Linked DNA regions of Mus musculus: region 2 is linked to region 1. A link is a loop called in an ENCODE intact Hi-C map of the cell type or tissue named here. Cell type or tissue: left cerebral cortex. All regions are shown on one strand. Links, peaks and the distances in the headings refer to the core of each region. The heading gives the core; the rest is flanking DNA.

Evidence for each region. Peaks named below come from ENCODE experiments on the same cell type or tissue, not always from the same donor. Only the 100,000 strongest peaks of a DNase experiment are listed, where the experiment ranks them.
Region 2: it touches region 1 in a loop (3-fold over the local background); 3 of 42 quality-filtered maps call a loop at or near these places.

What each region holds. Positions count from the first base shown.
Region 1 is chr8:95,596,567-95,612,308 of GRCm38, reverse strand. It overlaps the pseudogene Gm31518. Among named protein-coding and RNA genes, the nearest start is that of Prss54, 29 kb to the right of the region's middle. In left cerebral cortex, for the core only: CTCF peaks have their summits at 4,406 (motif pointing left), 5,610 (motif pointing left), 9,055 (motif pointing right) and 9,969 (motif pointing left); DNase peaks (open chromatin) are centred at 4,928 and 9,893; H3K27ac peaks cover 774 bases.
Region 2 is chr8:95,668,705-95,684,446 of GRCm38, reverse strand. It overlaps Ndrg4 (N-myc downstream regulated gene 4), which reads right to left and starts at 6,175. Exons shown (of 17, transcript NM_001372423.1): 1 at 6,064-6,175. The coding sequence starts at 6,100. It also overlaps the pseudogene Gm6013. In left cerebral cortex, for the core only: no CTCF peak of the experiment used is centred there; DNase peaks (open chromatin) are centred at 6,199, 6,561, 6,782, 8,492 and 2 more places; H3K4me3 peaks cover 2,664 bases; H3K27ac peaks cover 2,173 bases.

The sequences.
Region 1 (15,742 bases), core at 2,570-10,569:
CGCTGAGAACGCCCCCTTCAGCAGGGTCGATTAGGAAGCCCCCTGGGAATGTAGCCGGAAAGTTCCAGGGCCGCTCAATAGCGAAAGCAAAGCTGAAAGCTGTATCAGACACTGACTGCTGCAAATAAACAGTAGGGAGAGTCAGAAAAAGACAAGTGATGGAAAACAGGCTGGTAGGGGACATAGGGTGGGAGGTGCCCCCACAAAGACAGAGACAGAGAAGAGCCAGTAATGCTGAGAAAGAAAATCCACCACAGCAGACGTCAGAATCTCTCATGTCAGAGACCAGTTGGTTTCATACTTCATCATGCTCAGCCCTGGTTGCTTCTGTGACACCTGGCAGCTGTCGGGCATGGGCTGAGTCTGACTGTCCTGCTGGAGATGCCTTTATGAGAACTCTTATTTAAAAAAAAAAAAAAAAAAAAGCAGGGTGTGGGACGTAGTCTGGGCAGGGAGCTAGCTCATTCAGTGGAATATTTGCCTCTCAAGAGGACCGGAGTTTAATCCCCAGCACCTATGTACAAAGCCTAGTGTCGGTGGCTTGGGCTTGTAACCCCAGCGCTGGGGAGGCACACAGTGATTCTCCCTGGCCAGACAGCCTAGCTGAATTGTCAAGTTCCTGGCTAAGTGGGAGACCCTGTACTAAAAAAACCAAGGTGCTTGGCTCCTGAAGGAGGTACCTGGGGTGACCTGTGGCTACCATGTGCGCATGCGCACACGGACATACACATGCACATGAACACACAGACACATGCACACACACTCGGAAGACCAGTGTTGTGTTGGTGCACTCCTACAAACCTAGTATTCAAGAGGCTGAGCAGTAGAGTCATGAGTTTGAGGCCAGCCTAGGCCACATAGTGAGACTCTGTCTCAAAAAATGAGAGAGGGAAGGAGGGAGGAGAGAGAGAGAGAGAGAGAGAGAGAGAGAGAGAGAGAGAGAGAGAGAGAACACTTACCTACGACTTTGTTTTTCTACCGGCTACAGATGCTAAACTCGCCACCTTCGTTCATTTTCCCAAGGCACTGGAGACTCCAGAGGTGGGCTGGCTGACCCTGTAAAATGGCAGAGCTGTGCTGTGAACTCTGTCTGGCCCCTTAGTAGCCAAGTCCGTGGGCGTGTGATTTTGCCCGTAGCATGCTAATGTCTAAGGCCGTTGTCAACAGGGCGCTGAGCAAAGCCCGAGTGTGTCTGCCCCAGCCCTTTCCCCGTTCATGAAGTGCAGGCTGTTACTCAGAATTGGTTTTTCTTTTCTAAATCACAGGTTTGCCTTTGCAGAAGTCTGAGCTACTCAGCAAGCTTCGTGATGACTGTGCATATGGCTTGCTAAGCCCTGGGCGGACACGGCCAACTCCAACTTGGTGATAAGAGCGGACGATGACGGCAAAGTGCTGCGTCATCATTTATGGCGATGCGTTGTTGGGCTCCTGCCACGGTTTTGTTTGCCTGACCTCCCTGCCTGTCCCTCGCCTCCATTTTTCTGGATTATGCTTCTCTGTCCACACCTGTCAGGTGATTTGAAGGAGAGCTGGCATTGCAGGCTCCATATCCCAGGCTAGAGTTAATCAGGTCAGATGTGTGATTTTTGCCCTTCCCTGCTCTCCTACAGCCTTTGGAGACCATGGCAGCCCCATCCTGTTCTCTTCTGAATACTATAGGTAGAGATGAGCTCTAGAGCCAGGCCAATCAGAGCCCTTCTCTGGGGTTATCAGCCTGGATGGTTAAATATCTGGAACTATTTGCCACATCCCCACTACTGAAGGAGTGAACGTAATATGTTTTTAGGTAGTGTGCAAAAATATATGTGCCACAAAACTTAGCATCTTAGTCATTCTAACCGTACAGCTCAGTTGTGTTCGGCACATTATACAGTTGTGAGAACAACCCACCACACTTTCCATATTACAAAAACAGGCACCCTACCCACTAATTAACAACTCTTCATTTTCTGTCTTTGATTCCTGGCAGTACCATCCTGCTTTCTGTCCACAGCAGTCTGACTTTTTAAGTGGAGTCCTGTAAGATTATTTGACAGTTGTCATTTACACTGTCATATGGTTTAAAGAAAGCCTTTACCCAGCCGACATTGCTTAGAGTCTGTCTGCAGAGCTCTGGATCTGTTGTAGTAGCATTAGGCCACTGAAGAGTGATTAGCTTCCAGCTCACTCTTTGAAATTCCCCAAGTAAGCCATAGTGGATGCTTATTCATTGATCTTTGTAACATCTGTCCTGGATGGTGTCCCAAATTCTGCTTCATGGAACCAGCTGCTTTGAGTGGTGCCAGCCCTGCTTTGGTGGCTGAACAGGCCCACACCACTGTCTCTCCACCAGATCATGTGGCTCTAACAGAGATCATGTGAAAATATGTGGAGACACATCTGGCTGTCACAGCTGGGAGGTGGGAGGCAGGGGTGTTGAAAAACTTTCTGCTATAGAGAACATGACAAAGAATCATCTGGACTCAGGTCTGCACAGCACCAGAGCTGAAAACTCCTCATTTGCACAGGTGTAACCTTCCCTGCTCTTCACCGACCACAGTTTTCCAATCAAGGAACTAACTATTAGTAACACATTGGAACTGGCAATCATTTTGTCTCCCTGAAGAGAGATTGATGGTTCTAACTGCTTTCATTCACCACCCCCAAAATCACTTCCTAACCATCCCTTCTTGCATGGTAATTTCAAGACCCGCCCCTCCATGGTGCTTCCGGAACCTTCTCCCTCTTTGTCATTGTACAGTCCAAAGCACAGATCACAGTCTTGCAGCTTCCGGCCGTGACTCCTTTCAGTGAGCAAAGAGCCCTTTCAGCTTCCTGGCTCCTGTGTAGTTTAGAAAGTGGATGAAACCCACAAATTTATCTATTTTTCTTGCAGCAACTATCTCCATATCAGGATTACCATGTAGCAGTTAATGAGAAGTCTATAGTGCCAGGATAATTCTGTCTGCTTGGAAGCTAATATTCTAGGTACAAACATTCCAAATTCCTAGTTCCTGAATGATTTGGCGGTTTGGGGAATTTCTGAGACAGGGGTCCCACTTTGAAGCCCAGGTTGGCCTGGAGCTGGCTACGTGGCTGAACTTGAACTTGCATCCTTCCTGTCTCCATTTTTAAGTATTGATGGTGAGAACTGAAGAGGTCAGCTCAGGAACTTTGGAAAATTCCACCAGACCCTCCTGGAAGAGAAGGGTCATAGAGCACACCCCTTGCTACTTTATTCCCTAAGGACCAATCAGTTTAAAAGTCACACTGTTCTGATAATCACATTGTGCCTAGTGGCTGTTGTTCTAGTCTACCCCTGAAAGCTGTATAAAAACTGTCTAAACAGGCTTCCCAAGGTCACCGCCTCTCCTTCAGGTTGGGATGGACCCCCACCCCCACCCCCGCGCTGGAACAATAAGTTCCTCTTGCTTTTGCATTGAGCCCAGGCTCAATGTTGCTCACATGGAGGGGCTCCAGTAAGCTGAGACTCGTCAGAGTCTTACAGAACCACCCTCAGATGACTTGTACATTTTTGACCTCACAATTTTATGAGTGTTATATATTAACTGGGAACCATATTTTGAATTTGAAATTTCTCCTGGGCCAGTGGCCTTCTCTTGCAGTGCTAGGGCTTAACAGGGAGGGGCAGCTCCCAGTTGACTGATAGGCTGCTATGCCACATTACTAAGCTGTGGCGTCCAGTAGAGTAGGCACATTAAAATCGTGTTCAACTCACAAAAGATTTGCAGGACACACACCCATTGGAAGATGAGAGGCATCTGTAGCAGCATTACCCTGGCTGTCTGGATGAGGGGATGAAGCAGGACTTTGAGACATCACTTTAAAATCTCTAACTTGGAAGGAATCAAGAACAACTCTAAACCTATGAGCTAGTCAGTGACCAAATGAATCCCTGAATTTGTCTTAGTGCCTTGTGATGTAGTTGATGTCCCAATGGGATGCTAAGTAGATACAGTATACCAAGATACTATGCACCAAGATACTGTGTACCAAGATACTGTGTACCAAGATACTGTGTACCAAGATACTGTGTACCAAGATACTGTGTACCAAGATACTGTGTATCAAGATACTGTGTACCAAGATACTGTATACAAAGATACTGTGTACCAAGATACTGTATACAAAGATACTATGTACCAAGATGCTATGCACCAAGATACTGTGTACCAAGATACTGTGTACCAAGATACTGATGGACTCCTTCAGCCACCCTCTATTCATCCCAAAGACAAATGTGCCCTGGGTACAGAAAATTATGTAAGGTTCCTTCTAAATGTTTCTTCCAGGGCTGGAGAGATGGCTCGGTGGTTAAGAGCACTGAGTATTCTTCCGGAGGTCCTGAGTTCAAATCCCAGCAACCACAGGGCTCACAACCATCCATAATGAGATCGGATGCCCTCTTCTGGAGTGTCTGAAGACAGCTACAGTGTACTTACATAGAATAAATAAATACATTACACACACACACACACACACACACACACATTTCTTGTTTTCTCTTTTCTGCTCTCTTCCTGTATTTGGTTAAATTTCTGAATCAGACAGTTTAAAAAAAAAAGCCACCCAGCTGCTTGAAAGCTCATGGTCCTTGTGGTACGATTGAGGTGTGATGGTTGGCTGCCATAGTTGGGATGGTGACCAGAAACAGCTATGGAAACAAAGGCCCCATGAAAGCACAGAAAACACCAACAGCTCGAGAGACACAATCCTCTTGGTCTTGATTTTCAGTAAGCTGTCACTCAAGGGCAGTATCTTCAGAGAGGTCTAGCCCTGCCAGCACTCAGCAGGCAGCGACAAGTGAGGCACAGCAGACAGACACACCCGTGGGGAGCTTGCTGCATACTCTGAGGGTTAACATCGCTCTGGAAGGTGCTGGGTGAACCGAGCCTTTGTGACTTGTTTGGGGGTGCTCTGAAAACTCGCCTCTGTTCCTAATTTTAGAGCCAGCAGCTGTCACGGCTTTGTTCTAACAAGTCAGTAATTTTCCACTCGCCTGGCTTTCTCCCGTTCCCTTTCTATACCCAGTTGCTCACTTTGCAGAAACTTCTAACTTGCTTTTATGCCTTTAACCCTGAATATGTGTCATCTCTGCAGTCATTTGTCATTCGGCCTGCTGCTTCTCTGACTTAGCAATCACTTAAAGAAACTGAAGCGACACATTTTCTATTATCTGTGTACACGCTGTCTATAAAAACCTGCAGGGTTACCAAATAAGCATACAGAATGCTATGGCTTTCATCTGTGTAGCATGGCGATTGCTTTTTGTTTGCTTGTTATCTGTCCTTTGGTTCGTCAGAGTCCCATGAATGCCACTAGAATTTCTTAGGCGCTTTACAAGTGACTTCATGACTTTTTCTGTTTTAGTTTTGTAGTAGTTGGAGATTTGCTTCAAATAATCCAGATGAGAATGGAAGGGAGAGTAAACTAATGATACAAGCCTGGTTAGGGTAGCAAAGGTTGAAGTGGCCGCTGGAGACAGTGGGGTCCCTTGTGACACTCCCACCTTTGTGTGTACTTGACATTTTTAAATAATAAAGCGTTTTATAATTTTGCATGATGATTTAAAAAAAAAAAAACCAAAACTTTTAATGATGATGCGGAGTGTTAAAATACTGCCACCTACAGGTAAGAAATATATTACATGTATCTTTTTTTTTTAATGTTTTTTTTTTTAAATTAGGTATTTTCCTCGTTTACATTTTCAATGCTATCCCAAAGGTCCCCCATACCCACCCCCCAATCCCCTACCCACCCACTCCCCCTTTTTGGCCCTGGCGTTCCCCTGTACTGGGGCATATAAAGTTTGCAAGTCCAATGGGCCTCTCTTTGCAGTGATGGCCGACAAGGCCATCTTTTGATACATATGCAGCTAAAGACAAGAGCTCCCGGGTACTGGTTAGTTCATATTGTTGTTCCACCTATAGGGTTGCAGTTCCCTTTAGCTCCTTGGGTTATTTCTCTAGCTCCTCCATTGGGGGCTGTGTGACCCATCCAATAGCTGACTGTGATCATCCACTTCTGTGTTTGCTAGGCCCCGGCATAGTCTCACAAGAGAGAGCTATATCTGGGTCCTTTCAGCGAAATCTTGCTAGTGTATGCAATGCAGCTTCCAAATGCGTGTATCTTTCCTTGATAAATTGCAACACAGTAGAAGCCAGAAAGAAATTGAACCCTGTAGGCTGATGGCAAGGTTAAAAGAAAGAAAGAAAGAAAGAAAGAAAGAGAGAGAGAGAGAGAGAGAGAGAGAAAGTGGCTCAGTTCTATGGAGGACAGTGTGGTTGGCATTCACAAAAATATAAATAGTAGACACAGGCATGATGGAGGCTGAAGCAGGAAGAACTCAAGACCGACATGGCTATGTAACAAGACCCTGTCTTAAACAACTAAAATAAAATAAAATAAAAATATTGGCTATCAGGGACTAAGAAGATAAAGAGTAGGGAGTCTTTAATGGGTGCAACTTCAGAGTTTTCTTTGTTTGTTTGTGGCATGGTCTTATATAGCCCAAGACTGGCCTCAAACTCTGCACACAGCTAATTATATCATTCTGAACTCCTAATCTTCCTCCACCTCCCAAATGCTGGGGCTATAGGTGTGAGCCACTATGTCCGGATGCCTTTAATTTTGTAAGAGATGGGTTCTGAAAGTGAGAGGTGCAAAACATCAGGTGGCGCATGCGCAGTCATTATCATGGCTTCGCTGTGGAATGCTCCTACAGACCCGTGCTTTCAGTGCTTGGTCTGCAGCCTTGAGACTATCTTGAAAGCTGTGGAGCGTTTAAGTGGTGGAGTCTAACTTTACAATTAGATCACTGGAGAGTAGGCCTTTGAGAATTAATAGCCCTGCCACACTCTCTGGCCATCTTTTGCTTCCAGACTGGCTTCCTATTCACACTGTCGAGGTGAGACTTTCTATGTCCGCCTTTACTCTGAATAATGGGAGACTTATATTTATTTATGAATGCCTAGGCCATTGCTAGGCCTTGTTTCTCACTAGCTTGTATCTCAGTTATCCCGTTTATAATCTAATTTCTGCCACAAGGCTGGGTAGTTGCCTCTTTCCAGGTTCAAATGTCTGACTTCCTGCGAATTCTGCTGGCTGAATCATTCCCCCACCCCCACCCCACTTCCCACTTGGTCCAGAAGTCCCACCTTATGATTCTGCCTTTTGATGCAGGCTATAGACTTTTTACTTTAACCCATCAGTAGGTACCTTAAGGCAGGCAAGGACAACAGAAACACATCTTTACACAGGTACAAAACCATCACTCCCACGTCACACTCCTGCCTCCACGTTCCTGTCTCTTGCCTTTCCTTCCTCGAGGAGCTGAAACCCTCTGGAAGCTGTGAGCCGAAATGATCCCCATGCCCTTAAGTTGCTCCTGTTAAATATTTTTGTCACAAACAAAAGGTACTGATACATGCTTAATAACACGGAATTATACATATAAAACGATCCATATTGTCTGTCTTAGTTAGGTGTTAATGCTGAGGACAGACACCACGACCAAGGCAACTCTTATAAAGGACATTTAATTGGGGTTGCCTTACAGGTTCAGAGGTTCAGTCCATTATCATCAAGGCAGGATGCATGGCAGCATCCAGGCAGGCATGGTGCCGGAAGAACTGAGAGTTCTACATCTTGTTCCAAAGGCAAACAGGAGACGACTGGCTTCCAGGCAGCTAGGAGGAGAGGGTCGCCAAGCCTATCTCCACAGTGACACACTTCCTCCAATAAGGCTACACCTGCTCCAAAAGGCCACACCTCCTAGTCGTGCCACTCCCTGAGCCAAGCATATTAAAACCACCACACATACAATTTTTATGCTAAATATCCAAGGGCCAGCTGCTCAAAAACAGGGATCTGGGGATGCTGCAGATTATAAACATAACAAGAGCACACTTGCTGTGTACCCATCACCACTATCCATACACGCTTATTACCATTAGAAATAAATTTGAACAAAATATATAATTTTTTTAAAAAAGTTCAGACGCCCAAACAGGATGCATTTTAAAATGACTTCAAAAATTAAAAGCATTGTGTGCCAATTCCTCCCTCTTCGGAGCCTGTTCATCTCTCCATGACCACCATCCCAGAGATGGCCAAGGCCAGATAAGTCTTACCTGGAGAAATGAACAGCCATGCTTGGAAGGCTGGATGTATGGGAGTGAGAACAGTAAGCGACCCAAAAAGGAGACTGGACTCCAAAGGGATGGTGCAGAGGAACCTCAGAGGAGTTCCAGGCTGGAGAGATGGCTCTCGGTTTAAGAGCACTGGTTGCTCTTTTAGAGGATCGGAGTTCCATTCACAACACCTACGTGGAAGCTCACACATCTGCTTGTAACTCCTGTTCCAACAGCATCATACACATAAACACGCAGGTAAAGTACCAACATACATAAAAATATAAACAAACCAGCAAACATATCGAAAGAGATTTCCGGTTGGGTGGAGATGGGGTGGGGGAGGGGTGGGGCTGAAAAGGGGAGATTTGACTCTGCTATGAATCTACCTATCCAGCCTTCCATTCATGCCAAGCTGAATCAAGTAACAAATGCTGACGGAACGCCCACTCCCGACAAGGAAAAGCTTTCGGAATTCAAAAGTTGATAAGAAAGCATCCCTCTCCCTCAGAGAGTTTGCGATGTAATAAAGGAATCGGATGGGCATACAAGGAATGAGAATTCGAGGCACATTGAGAAGCAAGAAAGAATTGAAACACACAAATGCTGGCACTTGGCTGAACGTGTGAATCTTGGGTACGGAATCCAGAGAACCCAGAGATGATTTTCTTTTCCCCAAATATACACAACACAACGATCTGTTTTTAGATTGAAGTTGGAGTTTCAGATCAGTGGAGGAAAGAAGGATAGATTTTTGTTTTGTTTTGTTTGAAACAGGGTCTCACTTTATAGCCCTGGCAGACCTGGAACTCCTAAACTTCTCCTTGCCTCTGTCTCCCAAGTGTGCCAATGCCTGGGAAATGGCAGATTTTTAAAAAAATTATAAATATTTATTCATTTGCTTTATATATGAGTACATTGCTGCTCTCTTCAGACACCAGAAGAGGGCACCAGATCCCATGACAGATGTGGTTGCTGGGATTTGAACTCAGGACCTCTAGAAGAGCAGTCACTGCTCTTAACCACTGAGCCATCTCTCTAGCTCAAAATGGTGTAGCCCTGGCTGTCCAGGAACTCACTCTGTAGACCAGGTTGGCTTCAAACTCAGAAATCTGCCTGCCTCTGCCTCCTGAGTTCTGGGTTTAAAGGCGTGCACCACCACTGCCCAGCACGGCAGACTCTTAAAAATTAAATATTTTATTTTAAAAGGTCGATTTTAAAAAATACATTTATTTCTAATTTTGTATGTGGGGGAGGGGTATGTGCCCGTGAGTGCAGGTGCCCACAGCGGCCTGAAGCACGAGATCCTCCTGGAGCTGTAGTTACAGGTGACTGTGCACCACCAGAAGTGGGCACTGGGAATCCAACTTGGACCTTTTGCAAGACCATAAAGCACTCTTAGCCACTGAGCCACCTCTCTCACCTCAGATTTTAATAAATATGGAGAAATTACTGTGTTGAATTCAAAGTTTATTTTTTTATTCATTATTATTTTTTGTTTTGTTTTTTGAGACAGGGTTTCTTTGTGTGGCCTGGCTGCCCCTGTGTAGACCAGGCTAGGCTCAAACTCACTGAGATCCGCCTGCCTCCTCTGCCTCCCGAGTGCTGGGATTAAAGGTATGTGCTACCACTGCCTGGCCAATTTTATTTATTTATTTTACTTTTTAAAACAGGGACTCAGTTTGCTAGCTCAAGATAGCCCTGAATTTAAAAATCTTCCTTGGGCTGGAGAGATGGCTTAGCATTTAGGAGCACTGATGGCTCTTCCAGAGGTCCTGAGTTTAATTCTAACAACCACATGGTGGCTCACAACCATCTGTAATGGAATCTGATGCCCTCTTCTGGCATGTCTGAAGATAGCTACAGTGTACTCAAATATATAAAATAAATATATATTTTTTTTAAATTAATGGCCAAAGAGATCGAGGTACAAAATTAAAAAACAAATCTTTCTGCCTCAGCCTCTTCTTGTGTACCAGGGCTATCGTGAAATGCCACCACACCTGACTTAAATTAATTTCTCTTTTCCCCCAAAGTATATGAATACAGTAAAGAAAAATAAGAACTCCAAGAGTTTGGGAGGTTCCCTAAAGGAGGAATACCTTAATTTACTTTAGACTCAATTATATTCCAAATGCATCAAATATTTAAATATAATGAAACCATTAAAATGTTTGAGATATGCAGTAAAACGATGCTCCTTACTGATTTTGTCTTGGTGGGGACCTCCGCCAGGGCCTCATGCTTACAGCTCATCCTCGCCATCGCCATCAGCCACACCCGCAGCCACTTAAAGGAGGCTTTTCAAATATTGAAGTGCAGAAGAATTTTTTTTCTGAGCTACACAAGGAACTTTAAAGATAAAAGTTGGATAAATGTTACCAGATAATGATTAAAATATATTGCCCAAGCAAACCAAAATCAGTACCTTATGATATAAATCACAAATTAGGACAAATAACACGCCATCTTTTCTTCTTGAAAAATTGAGGTGAAAAACTGTGTTGTCACTGAACTGAGAATCCTCCCATCTTAGCTCTCGAAGTATCTGGGATTACAGATGTGTATGTACCACCAACATCAGCTTGCAGTTCAACTTCTTGTCACCGACGGTGGGCGGCGTTGCTGCCATGCCGCGGTCGCCGGTTGCCATGTGTGCGCATGCGTATGAGTGCAGGCTCAGCCATGCTACAGCATGTCTGAAGACGTCAAAGGACAACTAAGCTGGCTTTTGCGGTGTGGGATGCAGTGGCCAAAACTCCACATTAAAACCCATACCAGCTGCTCTTGGCCCCAGCCGTGCCGCCACAGGTGAGGCAGGAGTCAGTCCCTCTGCTTCTGGAAAAGGAGAGTTAACCCATCTCAGCTCTATCTATATTTCAGGCTCCCAAATGCTCCCTGGTATTTGCTTTACTAGGTAGCACAGGGCTAGAATGGAGTCACTTTGAGAAAGGTAAGAAAACAAGAGAAAGCACCCCCAAGAAGCCACGGGGTTGTCCACATGCCAGTCAGGTGGAGATTAAAGTCTTCGTGTGTGTGTGTGTGTGTGTGTGTGTGTGTGTGTGTAATCTAAGTAGTCAAATGTGTATTGTTCTCAGGAGACAGACTCATCCTCTCCAGATGTTTTCTCTTGTCTCCTCCTGCCCCACGAGTCATGGCTTTCCAATATACGCAATGACAACTGTTTTTCACCGTGCGGAAGGAAAAAATATAAATAAACTGTCACCTGTGGAAAGGGCTGTGTGCTGGCTAGTCTTCTGTCTGAAAGCTTGCCATTACAGTTGTCTGCTATGAAACTTGAACGTCTTTGAACTTCATTGAGAATACTAGCTTACAAATGTTAACTTAGGAGTACACACTTCAGTGAAGCAAAGCTTAATTAAATGCCACGTCTGCCAAGGGCTTTCTCTTCACCGACTTAATTTGTTTCTCTAGATATTTGGCATCTAATGTCTTGCTGCCTTTCTGGGACACCAGGGTGTCTAATTTTTAGAGGGTTGGTGCGTGTAGCAACAGAGAATTCTACAAAATGAAATCTTACCTTTGAGCCCAATACAAAAGCAGACGCTGGGCCTGGAAAAGGGTCCCACACAGGCTTGCTCAGTCTGCAAGAGGTTGTGAGGGAAGCCACATGCAGCAGGAAGGCCCCAGCTAGGAGAAATCATGTTCTAGGCTCTGCCGTCCAGGGATGGTCACGGCCGCACAGATGTTTTCTCCCTAGGTCAGTCTGATCTGATAATTATTTTCACAGGGGAGGCTGCCACAGCCTTACTAGAAAGGAGGCAAATGGAAACCATCTGACACCAGGGAAGAGAAGAAAAAACATTGAGAAATCAGCCAGTGAACAAAAGCTCTCCTTCTGTTTCTTTTTCACTGTTAAAAACGGGGACCAGATGCTTTGAGCATCTCTCTCTAATCTAATCTATATAATCTATCTATCTATCTATCTATCTATCTATCTATCTATCTATCTATCTATCTATCTATCTATCTATCTATCTATCTAAATAGCGGCTTCTTTGCTATGGATGAAGGTAGAAGCTAGGCTGCCCCTTGGAGAAGACTTGGAATGTTGTGGGCAACATCGCCTCCTACCGTCCAAAATGATCATTGCAGCAAACTCCAGCGCAGTCTCTAAAGCAGAGACCCCCAGTGAACTGAAGGAATGGCTAAGCTGCAGAACCGAGGACTCCGTGAAAGAGCAGGTGACAACGTGCTTCTCCCATCTTCGTTGTTTGTCCAGAGTTTTTGTAACAACTTGAGTAGGATTTGCAGCGTGAACAGGACTCTTCGCTTACAACGTTATTTACTCTTTACCGCTGACAGATGGACAGCTTCTTAATCACCGAGCTTCGCACTGGAACACCGGAGACGTGGACTGAACAGAAGCCAGATGCCCAGACTCGCACCCAACATCTGACTCCCCTGAGTCACAAATCACAGCCAAAATCTTGGGGTTCTATAATGGGTTTATTGTTTGTTTGTTTTGAGACATAGTCTCACTACATTCTCTGGCTGTCCTGGAACTCTCTATGTAGATGAGGCTGGCTCCGAACTCACTAAAATAATCTCCTCAGTGTTGGGATTAAAGGCCTGTGCCACCACACTCAGGTGAGTGCAATTTTCTTGAATCTTTGTTTTTGTTTTTTTGTTTTTTTGTTTTTTAGTTTTTTGGTTTTTTTGGTTTTTTGGTTTTGTTTTTGTGTGACCAAGTACTCCAAAGCAGACCACATCCCTCACTTGGGAGTACCATGATGTTTAGAACAACCAGGACAAACAGCCAACCAGTCAACTCTAGAATCAGCTGAATTTCTTGGGTGCTACTGTCTTTAGCTCCTGTCAGGCCCAGGAGAAGCTATGCTCTAACCCGCCCAAGGGAGTAAGACTGCAGGAGAGATTCAGCTGCCTCCAGAGCAGTTCCTTCTGAGACAGGCTATGTAGCCTAGTGCTTCAAAATGAGCTATTTTAGGGGGTTGGAAAAGCTGGAGTTTCCTCTTCTTTCCTAGTCTGTAAATCAGGAAAAATGAGGAGATGGGCTAGTCTCATGACAATATTTTATACCTCACAGAGATACCCAGATATGTCTGTTAAAATTCAACCACACGGGCTGGTGAGATGGCTCAGTGGGTAAGAGCACCCGACTGCTCTTCCGAAGGTCCGAAGTTCAAATCCCAGCAACCACATGGTGGCTCACAACCATCCGTAACGAGATCTGACGCCCTCTTCTGGAGTGTCTGAGGACAGCTACAGTGTACTTACATATAATAAATAAATAAATAAATCTTTAAAAAAAAAAAAAAAAAATTCAACCACACATTCATAGTTATAGCCAAATTGTTTCTTTTACTTTTTTTTTTTTTTTTGCTTTTAAAGATGTGTTTGGTTTTTTTCTTTTTTTCTTTTTTGTTTTTTTAGATTTTATTTATTTATTTTATATATGTGGTGAGTACATTGTAACTGTCTTCAGACACACCAGAAGAGGGCATCGGATCTCATTACAGATGGTTGTGAGCCACCATATGGTTGCTGGGAATTGAACTCAGGACCTCTGGAAGAGCAGTCAGTGCTCTTAACCTCTGAGCCATCTCTCCAGCCCCCGTGTTTGTTTGTTTATGTGAGTACACTGTCACTCTCTTCAGACACACAAGAAGAGGACATGGGATCCTATTACTGACGGTTGTGAGCCACCATGTGGTTGCTGGGAATTGAACTCAGGACCTCTGGAAGAGCGAGTCAGTGCTCTTAAGTGGCGAGCCATCTCTCCAGCCCCCAAATCATTTCTTACTCCACAGGTTTTGTTGAATTATACCTTGATTTTTGAAAATAAAATGGCCAATCTTGTTTTAGTTAAATTAGCTTATCTTGGATTGGAATTACAGTTTGTTGTGAGCCGCCATGTGGGTGCTGAGAATCGAACCTGGGTCCTCTGGAAGAGCAACCATTACTTTTAATCACCGAATCATCTCTCCGGCCCCCAAGCTTGGGGGTTAAATTTTATGATGGTAAAATGTTCACAACATAAAACAGACCATTCCAGCCACTTTAAGGTGTGTTAAGTGCATCCAGCGACCATCAGCACTATTTAGTGTATACTTGTCCATCACCCTGGACCTATCGGGGACTCTTCTCCATCTCCATGTCTGCACCCACTTATGTGGAATATCCAGGCAGATGTGCAGACAGGGTCAGGGAGGCGGCTTGCAGGAGTTGCCAGAGAGCTTGGAGTTGAGGAAAGCTTGGGAAGTAATTGCTAATAGGTATCTCTCTCTCTCTCTCTCTCTCTCTCTCTCTCTCTCTCTCTCTCTCTCTCTCTCGTTTGTAAGCTCAGCCTGGCTTTGAACTTAGGTACCCATCCTGCCTCAGCCTCCTGAGTGCTGGGAACTCAGGTGTGAACCACTACCCTCAGCTATGATCGCCTTATTTTGTAAAGTGACCTCCAAATCCATCCAAATCCATCCACTACCACATTGGCAGTGGATGGCCAGAAGTTTTTCTTTTTAAAAACTTGAAGGGTGGTCCACCGTAGGCATACCCATGGATCCACTGATGGACACTTAGAACATTCTCCACTCACCCTTAAAGATATGCCCATCCTTCCTAAAAGACATCTCAGGACATGGAATATACAGGAATTATGTTCTCCTTAGCTTCTTTTTTTCTTTCCTCCTTCAATCCTTTGTTTGTTTTATTTGGTTGGTTGGTGGGTTTTTGTTTTTTGTCTTTTGTTTTTGAAACAAGGTCTCTCACTGTGGCTCTGGATGCCAGGAACTGGATATGTAGATCTGGCTGGCCTCAAACTCACAGAGAGCCATGTCTCCTGGCCTGTTCTCTTTCATAGCTGTATTCCTTTTTTCTATCTGGTCGTAAAAGACTGCTGTAAGTGGATAAAAAAGCCGCCCGCCTCTGTTGTGTTACCATGGCCTTCTCTCTGTTACTCCCTCCAGTGCTTTAATATCTGTGCACACATAGCCAGATGGGAAGGTTGACTCTCATGCTTCACCCGAGGCCCCAAATAGGTATAAGCAACCCTGCAGATGCCAAGAGCCCCACCTCCTGAAGCTGAGGGCTAAAAATAAATGACCTCCTATATGAGACATCGTGATAGGCCGTCATGAGATGGCTTTCAAGCATAGCTCTGCTGTTACTATCTTCAAGTGGTAGTAACCCTTACATGACCTTCACAAGACAGGGCCTGTTGATAGACCCTCTTAGGAGGTGGTGGGAGGGGTCAGTCCTCAGATGTTTGAGATTCCAGCCCCTCCCTCCCTCCTGTGTTCCCCTCCCCCACACCCTGTTACTGTTCCCTAGCTATAGGTATTTCTGTCTCGGCTGTTATGTGGTCTTGGGAGGGACTTGTTACACAGAGGGAAGAAACCATCTGCAGTTTCCTGGAGACCATTACCCATGCTGGGGTGGGTCTTCTTGGTCATCCTATGAGTCATGTTCCTTAAGTACCCTGCACCCGTGGAGATGGAAGCAGGCTCAGTAAACTCCATTGGCTCAGTGAACTGCTCTTACGGAGTGTACATTTGCTCTTTGGTCTGTTTTGGGGGCCTTATCTGGGGTGGAGAGGCATTTGCTCACATCCCTCCAGGGCAAGTCATACAACA
Region 2 (15,742 bases), core at 3,583-11,582, 71 kb before region 1:
CACCCTCTCCAAACTTCAGCACTCGGGAAGTGGAGACCGGAGGATTAGAATTTCAAGGTCACCCTCAAGGTTTTAGTAACTTCAAGGCCAACCTGTGCTACAAAGGAGCCTGGTTGGTTGTCTTTTTTGTCGTTTGTTTGTTTGTTTGTTTGTCTGAAGTAATGCTGGGGCAGTGGTGGTTCATGTCTTTAATCCCAGCTCTCGGGAGGCAGAGGCAGGTGGATCTTTGTGGGTTCAAGGCCAGCCTGGTTTACAGAGCAAGTTCCAGGACAGCCAGGGCTACAGAGAGAAACCCTGTCTCAACATACCAAACCAAATCAAACGGAAAGTAAACTTAATATTCACGTGTACACATTCACTAAGAAAAACGAGAAAATAAAAGGTGAGGTGAAAACTGCATACATCCTGCCATGTCCCACCATCTATCTCCACGGCCTTTTCAATGCCCAGCAGCACCCTGGAAAAGCTTTATTTTGGGGAACTAGGGATGAAACCCAAGGCCCAGCAGGGCTTCCTGCACGCTCAGCAAGTGCCCTGCCACCGAGTCCCAGCCCCAGCCTTGAAGATGTTACTTCTGATGCAGGAAACATAGTTCTAACAAAACTTCCCAGACTCTAGAGCCAGTTCGTCTGGTTCAAATTCCAGCCGGTCATCGGCCATCAGTGTGACCTCTGGCGAGCGATCTGCTACTCTGTGCCTCAGTTTCCTTAAAAGTAGTACACTGATCATGAGACATTACGATGGCAAGATAATATAGTGAAGGCATCCGGGGCGTTGTCTGATATGTAGAGAATGTCACGCACTGGTGAGCTGTCACTGCCATTAGTATTACTTATTTTTAAGGGGACATCTGAGTGGGGGATAAATGACCTCTGGAAGTGAGATTTGCAGATGCCTGCCTCCCACCCCCTCTGTCTGTGTGTTTGTGTGTGTGTGTGTGTCCTGAGCTGAGTGCAGTCTAGTGTTCTGCAACTGGCTGCTGCCACTTTCTGCAATAAACCTTTATCTGTTCTTAAAGTTTCAACTGCAGAGAGATCATGCATTGCCAAGACCTGATACACCACTACCAACTGGCCTTCTGTGAGGGTGGTACCAGCTCTCTTCTATACACTGGGAGCCTCCCCATATCTAAGGATCTAGAAACCCTACTCCCTTGCCTGCCTGGGCATCCCACAGGTACAGCCCAGCACCCCAGTGAAACAGTGGTGTGTACTGAGATGTATAACCTGGAGAGGAAGAAGATTCAGGGGTCCTGATTCTAGTTTTAAGCCTTAGTTTCCCTCGACCGCCCTAACACTAATCAGGCACTCTTTATAAGTATCCTGTAAAACTGTGGGAGACACGCCAGGACTATGCTGGTTTGAATGAGAACTTGGTCCCCAGCTGGCGGCTGTCTGGGAAGGATTAGGAGCCGTGACCTTGTTGGAGGAGGTGTGTCACTGAGACGGGTTTAAGGTCTATTCACACTAAACTCTTCCTGTTTCCAGTTTCTGGATCAAGATGTGAGCTTTCAGCTGTTGCTTGAGCATCATGCCTGCCTGCCTGCCACCACGCTCTCGGCCAGGATAGTGATGGATTCCTTCCCTCGGACTATAAGCCCCAAATGAACCCTTCCTTCTATGAGTTGCCTTGGTCATGGTGCTCTATCACAACAACAGGAAAGTAATTATGACAATGACTTAAACCCGAAATTCTATACACAGGACTGCCAGACCTTTGCTTTTTTAATTGTACAAGTTGTTTTTTTTTTTAGTTTTTTTTTTTTTTTTTTTTAAAGATTTATTTGTTATTATATGTAAGTACACTGTAGCTGTCTTCAGACACACCAGAAGAGGGAGTCAGATCTTGTTACGGATGGTTGTGAGCCACCATGTGGTTGCTGGGATTTGAACTCTGGACCTTCGGAAGAGCAATCGGGTGCTCTTACCCGCTGAGCCATCTCGCCAGCCCACAAGTTGTTTTTTAATGATACAAAAATTATACAAGTTGGGCTTTTGTGTTGTTGTTGTTTTATTAAAGATATAGTCTCACTATGAATATATAGGCTGAGCTGGGACTCACTTTATAGGGCAGGTTGGCCTCAAACTCACATAGCTCTGCCTGCCTCTGTCTGCCAAATGCTGGGATTAAAGGCATGCAGCCCTGCATCCATTTCACAAGAAGCAGTAGGGAAAGTTGCCAAGGCACACGGGCTGCTCTGGGGATGTATGTAGCTCAGGTGGTAAAGCACTTGCCGAGCACACACAAAGCCTCGAGCCTGAGTCCCAGCATCAGGTAAAGTCGAGTGTGATGGCACCTGCAGACTCTGGAGAATCAGGCGCTTATGGTCACCCTCCAATGCATAGTAAGCACACTGTCAGCCTGGGCTACAGAGACACGCTTGCTTGTGCACGCATGTGCACACACACTCACATACAAAGACAGACAGACAGACACATACACACGCACACGCACACACACACACCCATCCTCCAGAGACAGCAAGCAAATCTCTGTGAGCTTCAGTCCAGCCTAGTCTATATAGTGAACTACAAACTAGCCAGAGCTATGCAGTGAAGCCTTGTCTCAGGAGAAGAAGAGGAAAAGGAGGAGGGGTAGGTAGGAGGAGGCACCAAGATCCTCAGACGTCCAAGGGACCCTGTCAAAGCCCTAGTCTGCCATGTGAGAGCTCTCTGAAACCATCTTGGAAACTTACTGTTGGAGGACAAATACATGAGACCGATTGCTATGCAGTCTGCAAACACACAGACGTCCCACTGCCACATCCAACACATAAAAGAAAATGGCCAACTACACTAAGCCACCAGGCCGGCCCCTGAGGGCTGGGAGGCACTTGTGTGTGGACTGACACTGGGCCAGACTCCTTCACTGTGGGTCGCTCTTTCCCACTTTTGAGGTCTGACTCTCCACCCCAAGCTGCTAACAAGTCTGGAGCTCAGAGTCCAGCACTGCCCAGGAACAGAGATGCAGAGAAGACCCCTGAAACTCACATCCTCTGGGGTCAAAACTGCCTGCTGCCTCTCTTCATCTGTGGCAAGACCCACTCCCCACCCCCACCCCCCGACCCCATGCAGGGAGTCAGGAAGCTTCCACAAGCAGCAGCAGCCACCTGGGAACCTCAGGTTGTCTTCTGTTTTCCTTAGGACACTGGGCCCAGGCACGACAAATCAATGGCATTCTCTGATCCCCACAGGAGGGGCACTTGCTGTGGACATCAGGCCATTAGGGTCCAACCTCGCATGAGAGAAACTGAGGCCTAAACAAGCTCCCCAGAAATATATCTCAAAGAGGTCTGCTGTGCAGAGAACCCAATAAGAGGGCTAGGATATCCCGGAGGGGACAGGAGCCCTCAGAGCACTGAGGAATGAGCTCAGAGGCAAAGGGAGATGCTACCAGATGCTGCAACATTTGATAAGCATGCTCACATGAAGTGTGCAATGGTTTAGTCCAGCGCACAGTTGAGCAGGCAGAAGGCCATGGGTGCATCCCTCACGTAGGACATAGGTTCATCCACTCTCAGCTGTTCATATGTGGGAGAGTGACCAATCCTGTTGGCAAATAGGTATGATGGTAAGACGGATGCTGTAAAAACTACTAGAAACCACCTCCTAGGGCAAGGATCTGGAGTCCTCTCCAAGAGCATCCTGGGGACACAGCCAATGAGCAGGATGCATGAGCTTAGAGCAAACCAAGAGGTACTGAGCACGTGCTGAACTCTCAGCACAGTAATCACCCTGTTACCTGCACATCGCTCCATAGAGATAAGTAAAACATCTCCCAGTTGCCTGTGAGCAGGGGTAATGTGGAGTGTGTGTGGCAGATCCCAAGTCCTTACAAGCCAATGCGCCAAGGCAGGTAGAATCCTTCATTACCAGAAAAAGGAGCCAGAGGGGAGATAGACCTCTATGGTTCCAATCAAATATGTTACTTGCTCTGTTTCAGGAGGCCCCATAATATCTCTTAGGTGTCTTTAACCTCCATCTTATGAATGAGATGAAGGTTAAACGACCTGTTTGTTTGAAATCACAACCAGCTGTGGCTGGCGTTTGAATCCAAACCTATGAGGCAGGAAGAGGACACAAGGAGTTGGGGGTGGTGATGGGGGGGGGGGAGGCAGGTGCATGAAGGAGAAGGGGTGTGAGCTCACCGCATAGCCCAGGCTGGCCTTAAATTCGCCATGCTCATGTTTCAGCCTCCTGGGTGCCAGGATTACAGTTTCACAACACCATGGCTTGCCCACAGCTGGGGCTGCTACACCGGCAGCTTCTGACAGTGACAGAGTCCTGTTGGAAGCCCCGCCAGAGGTTCAGAAAGCCTGCCACAGCACAATGAGGGCCTGAGGGAACATTGCACATGGACTCCAATCTCCAGACCCTCACAGGGTATCGTCCATTCCCTCTGAGGGCCAGATGGGCGTGAGAGGACCTGGCTCTGTCCTCCAGGTATAAATCCAAATCCCAGCCTCTACAGATCCCTCTTCCAGTCTGAGGTGGGGAGTGGGGCTAGCCTGCTGCAGCTCTCTGTTGCAGGTGACTGCAATAAGGAAAAGTTGAAGGGCAATGGCAGGTGCCAAAAACCACCCGCCAGGCTTTCCCAGGCTCCAGCAAATCTCCACCTGCCTTTCTCTATGAGCCCAGCAAGACCCACTGTGGTTTAGCACACAGCCCAAACCCGAATCTGGCCTACTTTCCTCCTATAACACCCCAACACACACACACACACACACACACACACACACACACACACACGCTTGCACACATACATGCTCACACACACTCACAGCCCAAACCTTCACCTGGCCTACTTCCCACCTATACCTCCATCCACTACCATTCCCAACACACACAAACACACACACACACACACACACACACACGCGCTTGCACACATACATGCTCGCACACACTCACAGCCCAAACCTTCACCTGGCCTACTTCCTGCCTATACCTCCATCCACCACCACTCCACACACACACACACACACACACACACACACACACCCTCCAGGGCCAGGCCACTCCCAGACTAAGTCACTCAAGACTCTAGGGCACATGCAGAACACCCTTTGTTCCTCCAGCTTAGAACGTGACCTCCCTTTTCCATGAACAGAAAGTTCTACTTTCACTGTCTGGGTCTTCAAAGGCAGCCACTTGCTCTAATCTCTGGGTCCTTTCAGATCCCTACCCCATATCCCATTCCATTTCCTGAGTGTACACACACACACACACACACACACACACACACACACACACACACACACAGAGCAACCCCTTCCTCACCTTACAGCGGCAGGACCCCAAGTGCTGAGAAGCATCTCTTGGAATATGTTCATTAGGGATACATGGGTGTGCACCTGACAAGGGCTCAGCATGGTCCAGTGAGATCTGGACAGGGGCTGCTCCCTCCAGCCCAGGTGCCCACCTCCCCTCTGAGAACGGAAGCCTCCACTGATGCTGGACTTCATGTATGAGGAACATGTAACCTTCCGATAGATACCTGGCTTCTGTCCTTGCTCCCTTTCCCATCTCCTCTAGGCATCCAGTTTCTCCAAGGCATTCCAGCTACTGGCCCCAGGATGCCCTCAGAGGGACATCTAATTTCTTCTCTAGAGCGGGCCCAAGGTGGATGGCCTGAGCCATCACGGTTCAACCTAGCTTCCCATCTTCCTAGTCCACTTGACTCTACTTCCAGCAAGAAACTTCTTCCCAGAGAGAAAGGTGGCTCTGACCATCACAGAAAAGAGGAGGCCCTTACACAGGTTCTCCCAGCTCCCCCAGGAGGCCCAGGGCTGCTTTCTCTGGGGACTTGGGATATTTGATTGGAAAACTCCGGAGCTCCCCTGGGGTTGCTAATCGGAGCTCCGTCGACGGGACACCACAGGGGGCCTCTGTGGAGCTCCACCCTCCCAGACGCCGGCGCTCGCGGCTCAGTAGAGCCCGGCATGCTTCAGGTTTCGCTCAACTGGGAACGCGCACCCGAGAGCGCCCCTTCCAACCCGGGCCACCGCGCCCCGAACCCGCTCCAAGTCGGAGAGCGGCAGCGGCGAGCGGCAAGCCTCGGTACCTGTCAGCAGTTGGAGCCTGTGTCCCAGCACCTTCATCTTGGCGACGGTGGAGCGCGCTGGGCCGCCCGGGGCGAGGCGCGCAGTAGCCGCAGAGAGGAGCGGCGGGATAGCGGGAGCGGCGGGAGCAGCAGCCGGTAGCGCGGTGCGCTCACCGCCCCCTCCAGCAGGGTTTAAAAAAATCCACCAATGGCACAGCCGCGCACCCCAAAAGGCACCCGCCGCCACCTGGCCGTGGTGAGCGCCGGGGGGGGGGGGGGGGAGTGTGACACCGCGCGGGAGGGGCCCCTCGCGAACAAAGACGCCTACCGCCCCCAGACGTCGCGGCCGGACGGGCGACAGCCGCGGTCTCGGGGGATCCGAGCCAAGAAGGCTGGGAGACAGGGCGTCGCCCTCGCGTGGGGGGCGGGGGGAGGGAAGGTGGCCAGGGCGTGAGGGTGGTGGAGAGAAGGTGCGGGACTGCGGTGTGGCTGCGCCGAGAGGGGATCCCAGGGGTGAGGGCGCGGCGACTCACCCAGGCTGCCGAGCGACACGGTCGCGGAGGCGGGAGCCGGGCCTGGACGCCTCCGCCGCCGCCACCCACGAGCGGTGCAGGTTCCCCGCACGAGCGAGCCCCGGGAGCTGGGGGCGGGGCGCCGCGCAGCGGGGGCGTGCCCACGTGGGTGGGTGGGCGTGGGGCGCGCTGCGCGTCCCGCTTGGTGGCTGGAGCTGGACTGTCTCGGGCTGTCTCGGGCTGTGGGAGTGGGCGGGAGGCCCGGTGAGAAGACCCACAGGCCGGGGCCCAGATGCAATCTGCAGCGCCTGACCTCCCAAAGAGGGTCCCGTCTCTGTCCAGCGTTTCTCGGGGAGCGCCAGAGACTCCCACGGGGAACCTTGGCTCACTCCCACCACCTCTACCTCTCTTCCCCTCCAGTCCCCACCCATCCGTCTGAGGGGACACCCTGGGGAGGTTGGGGAGAAGCTGGGGTTCAGTGGTCCAGGAGCCAACATTCCCCCTGTTTGCAAAGTCTGAAGGTTTCTGAGGAACTCAGGCAACTTCCTGGCTAAGATGTTCTTTCTGTCCCCACCAGGGCCCCACCCACACGGTGGCCACAACCTATTCCCTGCAGGTCACCCTCCCGGAGCAGGAAAGGAAAGGGACTCTATCCTCCTCGATCTCACTGGTTCCTCAGGAGGGTCAGAGGCCCTGAAGTCTCTCTGACTCCCCAAACCCTGAGCATCACCAACCCCGAAGTTGGGACGAGATAAGAGGTCCTGGTGACTCATTCCGTTCAGGCCCTGTGTGTCCCTTACCTTTTCCTCTGGGTTCCTGTCTTGATGGCTCACAGAGAAAGTACACTAGATCAGGATCTCTCTGAGGCCCTGGGTGCGGGGAAGGAGCATGTCACAAGAAGCCAGCCCACAACACTTCTGACTTTGCTGCCTCTGTAAGAGGTGCTTTGCCCTTAGGCCTCGGCTTCAGGTGGCCACACCTGAAGCAGCAGTAAATTAACCCCACTGCCCGCTGAGGAGGCCGCTGAGATTTTGATGGCTGCAGGTGTGGCACGCAACCCCTGTTTATGTTACAGCTTGTGGCTGAAGGGATTCTAACCAGCCGGAACAAGGCAGACATGACTGGCTGGCCTTGCCCTTCTCCCGCATTCTCCTTGCCTTGCTAAACCCCCCACTAGATTACATTCCTAAAAGCGTGCCATCAGGATCTAGTCCTGTATTTGATCACTTCCTCCTCCCGAGGCTGAGGTCCAGCTATCAAAGTATTGAAGTCTAGCAGTCAAAAGTCCCCTTTGGCTGCCCTAATTAACATGCCCAGTTAAAATTAAACACCCCATCCTAACACAGGGTTCCCCCTTTACCTTTATAAACCGCCATTTTCCTATGGGCCACGTCTGTCTCCTGTCTATCCAGAGACAGTCCTTTGTGCCCCATGTTGTCACACACACACACACACACACACACACACACACCATTCCCCTTCCTCCTCTTCCTTTTCCCCTTCCCCTCCTCCCTCATCCTCTATCTCCTGTCTTTGTCTCCCACCCACTGCTGCCTGTTGTCCCTCTGGGGCAAATCAAACATCCCTCTTGTGAAAACGGGGTCTTGGGGTGTCCTGAGCTGATACGGATCCTTTTAGCGACGTGGATTTGAACGGAGGGTCTTGTGTTGAGACCAAAGCAGCAAGCTCAGAAGCTTAGTTTCTGCACGTTTGGGGAACCCCTCCGTCTTAGTGTCTTCCTTTGTGAAGGGAGTTGGGGTGAGGCAGTCTGTGGTGACAGAATGAACATTCTCTGTAATATCTTTCTTCCCCTGGGCTAGGGTTCTGTAGGTAGAAGACCAGCGCTTTCAAGCACTTTATTTTTATTTTTTCACGTCTAGCATGTGACTCTCTTCCAGCCTCTTCGTCCTCTGTGAAGCTGGGACAGTGCTGAGCCCAGAAGACTTGTGTAAGAATGATGGGGGCGTGTGTGTCCTAGGGAGACAGTGCAGGATAACCCACACAAAGCCCAGCAGGCATGATGGTCACCTGTAATCCCAGCACTCAGGAGGCAGAGGCTGCATCCTGGATGATGAGGTACAGTTTCAGTGAGAGAGGCTGCCTCAGTAATTAAAATGGAGATACCCATGTCAACTTTAGGCAAGCACAGGCCAGCACACACAGGGGCACCCCCACAAGTACACATATGCACACACGTGTACCACACACATACATCCCTCCCCTCCCCCAAGTAAATGGTAGCCTGTGAAGAACACAATTAACGTCGTGCCTGAATACTTTAGTGTTCAGTAAGTGGTTGCTATTATTGATGATGATGGTGGTGATGGTGGTAAAATTATCATTACTGCCTCATAGAGTCAGTCTTTTAACGCCTACCCTTCTCGATAATTTCAGAACGAGTCTGAATGCCCACTGCCTGACATCCTGTAACCTGACAATTTGTAAGCTCTGTGCCCACGAGCGCCTCCTTGGACTTTTCCAATCAGAGATAGCAATAATGGCGTCGAGATGGAGAGCGACCGAGTCTTGGTAGTCTCACCCAGTATATGTGCAGTACTGGAGACATTACTGTCGCGCAATGGCTTGGATGTACAGCCACCGGAATGCCTACAGAAAGTCCAGGAACTCCCGTTTCATTTTCCCATGGTTCCCTCCTCCCTGGAGCGCTCATGCTAATGAAGTAGGGTGTCCCTCAGCCTTCCGTGCCCAGCACTCGGCCTGGCAGGAGTCACCCTGCATTGCTTCCCATCTTGAAAGCTCTGGGCAGCCCCCACATGACTGCAGTAGGACCCGGGCATCCACAGGCGAGATGAAGCACTGTGTGCCTCGGAAGGGAAGGGGTCAGAGTCAGGTGACTGAGCAGAGTGCGACCCGAGCAACATGGAAATCACAGGAGGAGCTGCACCAGTATTTTGCAGAGACTGAGAGGCACCGGGAAAAACAAAGGCAACAGTGGCAGCTGGACAAAGAGCGCCTGGGTGGCTATGTGAATGCCGACGATGGCCTGTACTACAACCACTGCCAGTCTATAGAGCCCCTGGCAGAGAGGCCCAGTGCGCAGCGCCAGGCCGAGATGAAGTGTTTGTATGGAGACAGTGCTGCCAAGATCCTGGCCATGGAGGCCACCATACAGCTGAGTTTTGACAAAAAAATATGACAGAAAGCAGCCCAAGTATTGGCCTGTCATCCCCCTGAAGTTCTGAGCCCTGAGCACAGGGACCCTTGGGAATGCCTCTTGAACACAGCCCTCCCTTTTGTTTTGGGGGTGCATTCTCTCCATCTGTTCTTCTGAACGTTTCTCAGAGACCGACATCCATAGACTGATAGGAACGTGTTCAGCAAGTCCCAGTGGGCCCTTCCTGGTGGATGCCATCGAACAGCCACTATGAGTTCTCTCAGCAGGAGGGATACTGTTATCAACATGAGAAAGCTTCCCCTGACATAAAGCAATAGTTGTGTGTTACGCTGTCTCTTGAATTGCTAGTAATGTCTACTTCATTAAAGTTCTTGCCTAGAGATGGAGGAAAAAGAGGACCTAGAGGTTGTAGAGCTCTGGTGTGTCTGTCTGTATGAGGCACAGCATCTGTAATGGTCTTGGACTGATATATTACAATGTGCTTGGCTCATATGATCCATTGACTTCAGTGAGAATTCTGCTGTATCGGGATTGGCATTTCAACCCCTGGATGTGGTAACCTGCTAGGGAGTGAAAAGGGTGATGGTAGCCCCCCCCCCCCCGTCTCCACGGGGGGGGGGGGACTGTTGAGTCAAGCACAGGTGCGGTGGGAGCAGACTGTTCTGGACTAGTCACTGCAAGATTGTCACTGCTGAGCCACTAGAAGAAGAACGTACTGTCAGGCCCCTGTGCCATGAGGCTTCATCTTCAGTTCCCTAGAGAGGCTGCCTGCTGCTTGAAGGCAAGCTGGATAAGTGGGATCTTAACAGAGGAGAGCAGTACATAGCAGAGGGCCAAGCGCATGCAGGGACAGGGCACCCCTAAGAAGTGTCCTTGGCCTTGTTGCTAGTTCCCTGGAAGACGCCTCATCGGTCACTGCTGTGCAGAATAAGCAAAAGACTTCCTCTGCCATGCCTAGGCTGGAGAAGAAGGCTTCCTTTCCTCATTTGAAAGCAGAGTGAAATGTCAGGCAGGGTGTTTGCTGCACAAACCAGCCTATTCTGGCTAAGTGGGGCACAAGAGGACTTAGTGAAGACTATCAGGATGGCAGGAGCCAGGCTTGATCAGCAGGCAGCCTTGATCTGGTGCTAAAACTTCAGTGCCATCCCTTGGCGTGGGTGTCGCAACCTGTAGTAGCAGTGGACACAGACACTAGACACTGTCATCTGGGCCACAGCTGCCTCTGATGCAGAGTGAAGGCTGCTGCCACTGCTGCCACCCATGCCAGGTATCAGATGGATGCTGGATCAGCTTTTAATTCTCGGCTCAGAGTACAATATCTGCTTGGTGCAGCCCAGATCAGACCCTCTGATAAAGCCGCAAGGGAAGCCAGGAAGAGGTGTTTTCATGCTCTACAGTGGGAAGTGGGCTCTGCCTCACAGGACTACTTTGGATGCTCGGATGCCTTGGAGCCAACTAAGTGCCCAGAGGCACTTCAGAGAACAGCGGGCTTGCAGCACTGTTAGGAGAGGGCACACATGGACACTTAACTTGAATCCTGGTGCTGAGTAACATGTTGTTCTGATCGCTGAGATTTGCACTGTGAGCCCCGAGTGTCAGCCAGTGGTGCTCCCTCATGTTCTCTTATTGTGACTCTTTTTTTTTTTCCAGTAGGTGAAAGACAAAAGGACCTTCAAAGCAGTGTGGCTTGCTGCCCTTCCAGATGCAGAAGCAGCCCTGCCTGCTGCCAGGAGGACAGGTGACTGGGTTTTTCCATTGTGGTGATGAATTGGGCTGAGTCACCGTCCCTCTCTGGTCCCCTCGTGACCATGACTGGAAGCAAGTGGAAGAAGCAAGTGATGGGGTTGGGAGGGGCCACAGATGAGCCTGAGGCCATAGAAATGTCATCTCTTAGCTAGGTGCTCCCTCCCCTCCTGACTCAGTGGTCATGAGCCAGACAGCGAGCTGAAGGGGAATCATTCTCACCTTCTGTGACATTGACTTCCTACCCCTTGGTGCTGAGCCCTGTGCTAGAGAGTCCACTAGAAACAAGAGTTGACCCAATATTGATCTTTTCTTTAAACTTCATGCACTGATGGAAGAAACCAGCAGAAAGATCACAGTCTGGGCACCAGGAAGGCGTAGTCAAGATGTATAATTGAGGTGATTGTGGAATGCACTGAGGGGCTGGGGCACTCAGGGAGGTCTTCCTGGAAGAAGAGACAGGTGAGCCTGCAGATAAATGTAAGGTCAGTACATGGGGTAACTGGGAAGAGCTCTGTCCACTCATTTATCTGTCCATCTACACACATACATATATACATATATGTGCATGTATATCACATATTTAGAGAGATATCAAGACCTTGTTTAAAACAATTTTTAAAAGCCAGCATTAACATTTTAGAGTGTAACCATTACCATTTTATCTTAATAAAAATTGTTGATTTGGAAAGCTGAGACAGAATTCTGTTCAAAGCCAGCCTAGATCAATAACAAACAAAACTTCTCCAATGTAATTATAATAGCTACACTGTTATTCCCCTCTGGATACGCCCAATTTTCTTAGCCAACCCCATATTACTTGAACATTTAAGATACGTTCATTTTTTCATAATTGGAAGCGATATTGCAAGTAGCTCCCGCCATCCCAGCCTCTGCACACATGGCTGGCAAGCCACTCAGTATCCTCCCTTGTCTGGTTATGTGTTCTTTGACCACCTGTCAATGCAACCCATTGCCATCTGGAAGCCAATGTGTGCTTAAAGCGTGGCTGTCTCTGCACCTGTATGGGTCCTGGGGAGAATCCAAAGGAAAGAAAGGTATGTCTGTCACCAGCCTCTACCTTCCCAAGTGTGCCAAGCTGAGGTTAAAGCCCGGGGCTTTGATCTTGTTCTATAGTTATGTAAAGTGTTACCATTAGAAGAGATTGAAGGAGGGGTAACCCCACCAGGTTATCTCTTCTATCATTGCATCTTCTCGTTAATCTTTTCAAATAAATATTAAAAAGCAAAACTGACGCAGACCGGCATGTGTCACACAAGTTGATGTGGTGAGTAAATACTCTGTTACAGAAGCAGAGCAAAGGCGTCCATCCATGTCTTAGTTTCCCCGCCTCACATGGTCAAAGAGAAGCACCCCTCATGGCTGGTGGCCGTAACAGCTTCCCTGCACCATCATGTCCACTGGCTAGAGCATAGTCTCGCAGGACTGACCAGTAGCACAGCTTCCATGGCCTCCCAGTGAGTCTAAGAAGGCAAGCATGCCCACAGATGGGAACCTGGCAGAAAGAAGATGAAAGGTGCTAGCCACTCTGGAGAAGAACAAAGCTATTTTCCTTCCCCATGAGAAAACCACCCATCGGAATCTCTGTCTTGAGGCACTGGCATTTGGAACCCCCTCCCAAGCTTCTTGGGCTGCCATTGTTACAGTCCCACCCTGGGATCCATTCAGTCCTGCGGCTGGAGCAGCCAAGGGTAACTATTCTCAGTGCTACAGGGATCCCCAGTGTTCTCAGCACCACGACAGCACATGTGGGTGGAACCAGAGGTCTCTAACCAGTCCCCTACTTGGGAGAGTGATAAGGTATTTTTTTCTTAAGTGTTGAGAGTTTATGTTTAGTAGACACTGTGCTTTGGAGTTTGTATTGTTTCCGGACAGGATGCAGACAGTTTCAGGCTCTCTTGAAGTGCTGGTAGCAACACCGTGCCAGCCTCATGATTTTACAGGACACACGGATGTGCCTCTGTGTGCAGCCTTTGTGTTCAGTAGGTCAGTGAGTCAATGATTTTCAGCTCTTCGGTCTCATGGGACACGTCCCCATTATAAGTTTCGGAAGCCTCTTCTAAGCCAAACGCTCCTTTCTTTGCTTAAACCTTTCATTGTGGCAAACTGCCTAACTGGTGCCCTGGCTCCCGCATAAGCCCTTGCTCCAAGCCTGGGGTCCCCCTAAGCTGACTAGGGTAGACTAGCTGTTCTCGTAAGGCCCCACCCATTTCATTCCATTTTCCTGATTGCCCAGCCTGCATCTAAGAGGTTAGTCCATCAATAGCTGGTTCAGGGTACTCAGCCTGGGGCTTCACAGTAAGCAAATGCAAGTCCTACCCCGAGGGAGACTTTCACCAATATTTGTTGAACAAATCAATGAATGAATAAGTAAAGAAAGAGCCACATACTACTGGCATACTACTGCAGTCGGCAAAATACCTGTGTTAGGCAGCACTCTAAAAATCATTGGCTCTAATCCCTGGAATTGTGACTGTGTGTGTTAGTTGACATCAGGAATGAAGGTTTTAGAAAAAAAGATACCAACCAGCTGGTTTATTTATTTATTTATTTGTGAGACAGGGCCTCTTGTACTCTAGGCTAGCCTTAAATTTGCTGTGTAACCGAGGATGACTAAATTTCTGATTCTCCTGCCTGTACTTCCTCCTAAGTGCTGGGGCTACAGGAGTGGGCCATCACATCCAGCTTATATGGTGCTGGGAAGTCGAACTCTTGAATTCTACCCACTGTGCCATATCCCAGCTCAGCTGGTTTTCAGATAGGATGCTTGGGAGCTGGAGAGATGACTCATCAGACAAATGTACTTGTCACTCAAGTTAACAGCCTGAATCCAGTCCCCAGGGTACACATGGTAAGGGGCAAAACCAACTCCAACAAGCTGTCTTCTGGCCTCCACATGTACACAGAGGCACTCCCTCCCAATAAATGAACAGATTTATAAAAATGTAAAATGTGGAGATTATCCTGGATTCTCTGGGTGGCCCATGTAATCGGGAAAGGCAGAGTGGGACAAGAAAGGGAAACTTGAGGACAGTTTTTATATCTCCCTCCACCCCATTTTTATATCAAGGGCCCAGTGGAAGGTTTTGCACTGACACCAACCCATTGGCCCAGTGGGTTGGGTTGGACCAGGGCCATGTGGATCGCAGCATTGCAGGCTGGTAAGTGAAAAGGTTAGGTCCAGCAAGTAGACAACAGCATGTTGTCTCTGTTTGGCCTGGGGTCTGTGTGCCATCTTGGTGTCACACCCACTGCCTTCACAATCATAGCCAGCATGCACCGAGTCTCCACTTCTTCCTGTCAGGGTTCTTAGCCCCTCCACAGAACCAGCACAACAAGGCCATCGTGCAAGACTCATGGCAATGTCAACCAGGTAGGGTTACCACAGTAACAGTGAACACAATGCCCCAGACATATACTTCATCATATCATGTAGTTTGAGCTGATGATTGAGAAGAACCAAATACACAGCCAGCTTTCTGCCTCCCACTGTTCGCCTAACGTAGGACACACATTTGTGGGCTCTGTTTGTTCTGTCTTTGTTCTTTTGGGGTCTGAGTATGGAGAGGCAGGTTGGCCTGGAACTTGAGATTTCTTTTTTTCAGTCTTTTGAGTGCTGGGATCAGAGGTGTGTACCACCACAGCCAGTAAGGATTCCTTTTATGGACCCCTACCAGGGAGACAGCTGGAGCAGAGAGAGCCACCAAGGCATCATGGTGAAATCTAACTGGCCCTATCTTCTCTTAGTGCTTTCGTATACCTGCCTTTCCACTATCTCCCAGAATCCATCTCTTTGTCTCATTACTTTGCTAAAAACATGTCAGATGCTCTGTGAGCCCGAGTCCTCCCGTGGTGCACTCTAATCTGTCTTTTGTCTTTGATAAGTATAATCTACAGGACTCCAGCCAGGGACCTTGGGGCTGAGGAGAGAAGAAAAGTGATTTTTCTTTCTCCTCTGCAATACTGCCTCACTTCCAGCTAGGCCATCTTGTTAACAACAGTTCCCTGTGTCTGGCCATCTTCACAGTGGCTAGGTTGAGCATCCCAGTTGTCATTTGCACTCTGCCTCCAAAGCAAACGTGAGACCCCTTCAGGGATCTCCAGCACCTAAGTCTTAGCTGCCTCTTGCTCCACCAGCCTCCCTGCTTACCCCATATATTATTTATGGCCAATTATTTGTCTCCTGCTAGCACCAGATGCTGCCTGCCAAAGCAGTAACCTCCCGTGTCCTCTGCAGAGGACCAGGGGCAGCTTCTTTCTTACCAGCCTCCCCTGCTCTCCATGTCCC